2 separate regions of the Homo sapiens genome follow, and region 2 is linked to region 1. Evidence: chromatin contacts called from ENCODE Hi-C or POLR2A ChIA-PET data. All regions are on one chromosome and are shown on one strand. Each heading gives the region's core, a stretch centred on a gene start or an enhancer-like site at or near the end of the contact. The rest is flanking DNA. Distances are from core to core; before and after follow the strand shown. Region 1 overlaps PTPN21 (protein tyrosine phosphatase non-receptor type 21). Region 2 overlaps ZC3H14 (zinc finger CCCH-type containing 14).

Region 1 (2,848 bases), core at 79-2,578:
CAATAAACTACAATAGATCAGGACTGGGGGTAAAGGGGACACCCTGGGATTACAGTTCCCCTTTCTGTGCAAGTCGAGTCTATCTCCTGGGCCACCAGTCACCCCAGCCCAAAGCAGATGTCCAGAAGCCACCGTCCAGTTCCAGGCCAGGGGCAGTTTTGTTAAATGCCTATCACGCTTTAGTTTACCCATCTGGCCCATGACAACAAGTCTACCAATACTTCAGAATCATAATATTGGAACATGACTAAACAGTCTATATTGAGAGCCTTTAAAACATGGCCATAACAATTAAAGTTCTTTTCATTTTATTATCAAGCAAAATTTTAAAAGCTAATATTAAAAGCTTCATTTACTTTATGTGGGAAACAAACGCTCACAATGAAATATATTAGTTCCCTACAGAATGAATCATAAGTAATTACATAGGAATAGCTCATGGAAATCGACTGCCACAATCTATTGGATATATAGAGATTGAAAGCAAACTTTGGAAAACAGCCCTTTAAACATAACTATTCCATTTTAAAAAGATTCAGGTGTTCCTTATTTAGGTATAGCATATGCAACTGATGACATTAATGTAGTTTTGTTCACACTTGCCAATAAATAGCAATATTCCAAAAACTAGAGCTGAATTTCTAAGACTCATTCACCATAATCAATCATTTGTTGCTTTTCCCTCTTCCCTCTTTTACTTATTACAAGTTGTTAATTTGCAAAAAAAAAAACACAAAACAAAACAAACAAACAAACAAAAAACAGGCACTAACCACCAACCAATATGGATGCCTCATGGAAAGGGATTATGTTTTATGGTTTATTCAAAATGTAGACTCTCCACTATTTTCCAGAGAAGAAACAAACTGAGGTAATAATGGCTCAATATTATGAACACTCTTAACTTATTAAAGTCTTTAAAATGAAAATGCTGTGGTCCAACAGACTGCATTATCTACTGCTTGAATCTTAGAACTTACTTCTGCATAGAAATCATGCCACATATGGCTGGATAACCAGGCCAGCCCCAGGGAACCCCAAAGGCAAGTAGCACTACTGAATATCACCACCAGGGGGAACACTTTCATATGCAAATACACCCAGGCCCCTAGCAGAAACCGCTTCCCATATTTACAAAGAAAGCAGGTTCCTCCTCCCTGTCAGTGCTTACGAAAATCCCATCACCAGACCAGCGATGGGGACTCGGATGCAAACATGGTGCAGGGGAAGGCAGAGAAGAGACAGGGACTGGGCCATACATGCAAACCACTGGCCAGCTCCCCGTCCGGGTGGGCATCCCCGCATGTTATCTTTACACTGCTGCTCCTGCCCAGAGTTTCTCTCACACCCTGCAAGACAGAAGGCACTTCCACAGCCTTTCTCCTTCCTTCCTGGTGCTAAGGGACAAAATGCCCTTGTTAGACTTTGCCTCCACCCCATGCCTCATTTACAATCTGTAATAAAAGGAAGAGACAAAGGAGCAAAAGTGCTCTTCTCCCCTGTGACTCCCATCACTGCCACACTCCGGCTCCCATTGTTCACTAAGCCCTTATGCACCGGGCACCTTGCCAGACAGGGGACACGAAGATGAGGAAGAGGAGACCCTGCCCTCATGGAGCTTCATCAAACAAGAGAGACAGATCAAATGAAAATGATCTGTCAGTTGATATCTGTCAATATGAAAAAAGCAGGCAGGAACTACTCTAACAGGCTAGCACAGCGGCTAAGAGCACAGGCTCGAGTCTTGCTGCTCCACTTACTAGTTGTGTGGCAGGGCAAGACATTTCACTTCTGTAAGTCTCCATACCTTCATCAATAATGGGATAGTAATAATTGTGCCCAACAGGGTTACTGTAAGGATTAAAGAAAATAAAAGCTCTCAGTATAATGCTTGACACAGAGCAAGCATTTACTAAATTATTGTTATGAATTATTCAGGTCATTGTTATAAAAGAGGTAGAAAAAACAACTTTCAGAGTGGTGTCAAGGACTAAGCAAACTGAATGTTTGGTGGTGTCTATGGGGGCTGTATTTTAAACTCAATCTTGAAGAATGACTAAGAGTCTGTCAGAGAAGGGAAGGAAGGGCATTTTAGCAAAGGCCTGGGCTGGGGGCATTCACATGATAAGGAAAGATGCCTTCCTGGAGTCAGACTCCAAGGCCAACTGGGCTGGGGCAGCTAAGTCCAGAGAAGGACCTCAGGAGTCTGCCCTTAATCCTGTACCCAGGACGGGGCGGGTGAGAGGCACATGCTCAGATTTGTTCCTGACATGTAACTTCAAGAGCAGTGCTACATATTTTGCTTATCTATCCAGAAGACTGACTGCATACAGATGAGATAGGGCGTGGGGGGCCAAGTGGGAGGGAGCTCCAGGAGGTGCCTCCAGACATGGACCAGGGACAAGAGGACAGCTTAAAGAAAGGTTGTGGGAATTGAGTGCAACATTTCGGGTCTCAGCTTAGATGTCACTTGGCTGGGTAGCCTTTCCTATCTTGGCAGTTCTGGGTGACGTACCATTTTCCTAAGGGATCTTACAGCACCAAGACATCTTGAATCAGAGCTCTTAACACCTGTATCTATAGATTAGCTGAACAAATTCATTAAGGCCGACAGTGAGCCAGGCCCTTGCTTGGCATGGGGAATATAGCACTGAAGGCAGGGAAGAGTGTCTGTCCTCAAGCACTGCTCTAGAGCTAACCTGCTGGCAGGGGATACAGGCAAACAAACAAACAAACAAATATAGAAATTCACATGGTGCTAAGTGCTATAAAGAACAAAACAAAGTTAGAGGGTAAAGAGACAGATCATAGTGGAAGGGGGGTACCATAGGACAATCAGGGACAGCCT
Region 2 (2,757 bases), core at 4-2,503, 120 kb after region 1:
CAGTGGAGGCAGCTGGAATGGCAAGTGCAGAAAATAGGAACAGTTCTATACAGTGCTCTCATTTACTAATAACATAATGCCTTCTAAATAATTTTTTTGGGAAACTACATTATCACAAAATTATACAAATTTTTTTACAAGTATTTACATACTGTATCTGAAAACAGACTTTAAAGTCACAAGATTATAAATGTACATATATATTCTCACATTCTGAAAAATAACATTCTCAGAATCCACAGAAAATATACTTAGTTACTACTGAAGATAATTTTTGAAATGTAAAAATTAGATTTAAATAGTATATTTTAAATGACAGAACTATAATTACAGAGATCAGATCAGATAGGTAAACTGCAAGATAGATAGGATGAAACTTTTGGCCTACTGTATTACTTACAGAGTTTTTTTGTGTGTGGTTTTTAAAACTGTTAAGGCAAGAAGTGTCAAATGCTTTAGAGTTAAATAACAGATCACTGATTTCAAAGACTTGGTGTATAGTGTTAAAAATTAAAGCTTAAAAGGTGGTTAGAAAAGTGGATTAATGCAAAAGGGGTAATAAAGACTGCAACATTCTCAGGACCAAATTAAACTGCTAAAAAAAAAAAAAAAGTTCATTGACTTGCTTAGTCGTATACTCAAATGATGATAAACCTACATGTGCAAAGGCTCACGTTTAAGATTGTCAAGCCAGCAGTCTACTGTTGTGTTGCCATTGCTTTTCCATTGGGAGAAGAAAGAATTAACCAGTCATTAAACCATTTGGTAAGTTGCACTTTGCTGTGCTGATCCCACAGGAAAGGCTTGAAACACGAGAAGCAGCAAAGACAGAGCACACAAGTGCATAAGGCTGTTGTCTTCGGCTTGGGTGAAATGACAGTTCCTCTTCATTCTAAAGGTTTACTCCATTGAATTTAAGGCATTTGTTCATTCCAGTGTTGAGATGCTTTGCATCTCTGCAGAAGAAATTTATTTTAAATTGTTTAAATATCTGGAAATACTTTTAGCTATCATTTATAAAGATAGTTTTGTTCTCAGTTTCACTATAAATTATAGAACAAATGGGAAACAAGGGTTTAATTTAGTTCAGCCATTTTACAAGGAAATAATAAAATACTAAAATCTGATTGTTTTTTGCTATTTAATAGCCACTGCCCAGACACATATTTAAGAGTTTAATCTTTCAGTTGCTATGGCTTATGAACAAGCTAAGGTTGACCATAAAACATTTGTTGGATGACGTGGTTTAAAATGATCACCACAAAAAGGGACCACAAAAAAAGGAAGGAAATGAGCATGGTTGGCGATTGGAAGCAAGGGTACCAGAGGGCACAGTGTGCTTTGGCATGCATTTTATACATAAAATGAATGGAACAAAAGGTGCCAGAAGTCCCAGGTTACACAATCAGGAGCTTAGATACTGCACACAAAAATAATTATCTGGGTTAAAAAAGTAAACATAGGGCAGATTCTATATGGCCTATCATGTTTCTTCACCTTCCCCTCGTTGCTGGCTGATACAGCGAGGTGGTCAGCTGATGACTACTTAGTCAATATGACCTTTAGTCGTGAAACTGACAGCAGCAGTGATTAAGGCTGACTTAATCAGGTTGGCCACTTTGAAGGACAGAAATGCAGTGGAAACAGTTTTATTCTATGTAGTTTACATGCTTAAGGTTACAGAGTTTCTACCTGCACTGTAATGGAAATATAATTTCTCTGTAGCCAAAAGCTGGCAAACTTGACCCAGAGGGAAAATTTAAAACTGCAGCAGGCTCAAATGTAGAGTATTTTTCTTTTTATGGGCAGGTTGTTCAGGGATTTTTTTCCTCCTTTAATTTATTGACTGACTGTAAATACATGAGTAGAAACTTAATAGTCATGTATTTCAAAATTTGGCTTAATTTAGGAGAATCCACTGATGAACAAGTACCAACTTACGTTTCAAGCTTCTTAGCCCCATAATCAGTCCTTCAGCCACAGCTATTTAGAGCTTTAAAACTACCAGGTTCAATCACTGGTTATGCTTTCTGTGATGTAATTTAGTCATTTCTATTTTTAGTATTAACCAAGTATTAGACACAGAAAATAGGTATTAAGAATCTTCATATATCCTGTCAGACCAAATGGGATTCCAGGAACCTAAAGCGATCTATTATGCTATAAAGATAATTAACACATTAAAAACTCATAGGGTCAATACAGCATCTTAAACCTCACACTTAGAAAAATATATTTTTAAATAGCAGTCTACATAATTTTCAATCTTCAGGAAACTACAGATAGGCTAGACAGCGAATTCCTGAATGATGAGTAGTGATCTTTGGCAGCATTTAAAGTGAAAAGAAATAAGGATCTAAGAATTCAGCCCTAATCCACTAAAAAAAGGAATTCTAACTGACAAGTTTTTACAAATGGAGTTGGGCTCATTCATTTTGGAAATAAACCTATGGAGTGGCACACATCTAAACAAATTTTCCCAATAGAAAAAAGGCTATAAAAATTTTATTCCAAGAGTGATTAAATTGTATAATGTTGTATATGTGAATTTAACACTTTTGTTTACATGTTAAACAAATGTGTATATATTAGACTACATTAAATATGCAATTCTTTCTTCCAGTTAAATACTGTTGCTCCCTAAAACCCTTACATTGTACACCATTGGGAATGATTGTTCATCATACTACTTTTCCATTAGTGAGGCTACAGTTATGTTTTAAATGTGCGATTACAGAGATGGCATCTGAACATAAA

The links. A loop is a pair of places that touch in the nucleus more often than their neighbours do. ChIA-PET counts read pairs that join two places held with the same protein, here RNA polymerase II (POLR2A). Pooled maps may share reads with other maps.
Region 2: a loop to region 1 is called in a pooled map, with 2.4 times the contacts of the local background. The contact joins two enhancer-like sites. A Hi-C loop is called at or near these places in 1 of 168 maps with a recorded cell type or tissue (CD8-positive, alpha-beta T cell) and 2 of 50 pooled maps. POLR2A ChIA-PET finds 5 or more read pairs at or near these places in 2 of 52 experiments (GM12878 and activated CD8-positive, alpha-beta memory T cell).

What each region holds. Positions count from the first base shown.
Region 1 is chr14:88,491,308-88,494,155 of GRCh38, forward strand. The region is part of intron 10 of PTPN21 (protein tyrosine phosphatase non-receptor type 21); the gene reads right to left. Among named protein-coding and RNA genes, the nearest start is that of PTPN21, 62 kb to the right of the region's middle. RefSeq lists an enhancer at 1,136-1,325. Within about 2 kb of position 1,329, at least 5 of the 41 ENCODE cell types and tissues checked have a DNase peak (open chromatin) inside an H3K27ac peak, as active enhancers do.
Region 2 is chr14:88,612,383-88,615,139 of GRCh38, forward strand. It overlaps ZC3H14 (zinc finger CCCH-type containing 14), which reads left to right. Exons shown (of 17, transcript NM_024824.5): 17 at 1-2,757. EML5 (EMAP like 5) reads right to left here. Exons shown (of 44, transcript NM_183387.3): 44 at 49-2,757. Among named protein-coding and RNA genes, the nearest start is that of ZC3H14, 51 kb to the left of the region's middle. Within about 2 kb of position 1,254, at least 6 of the 41 ENCODE cell types and tissues checked have a DNase peak (open chromatin) inside an H3K27ac peak, as active enhancers do.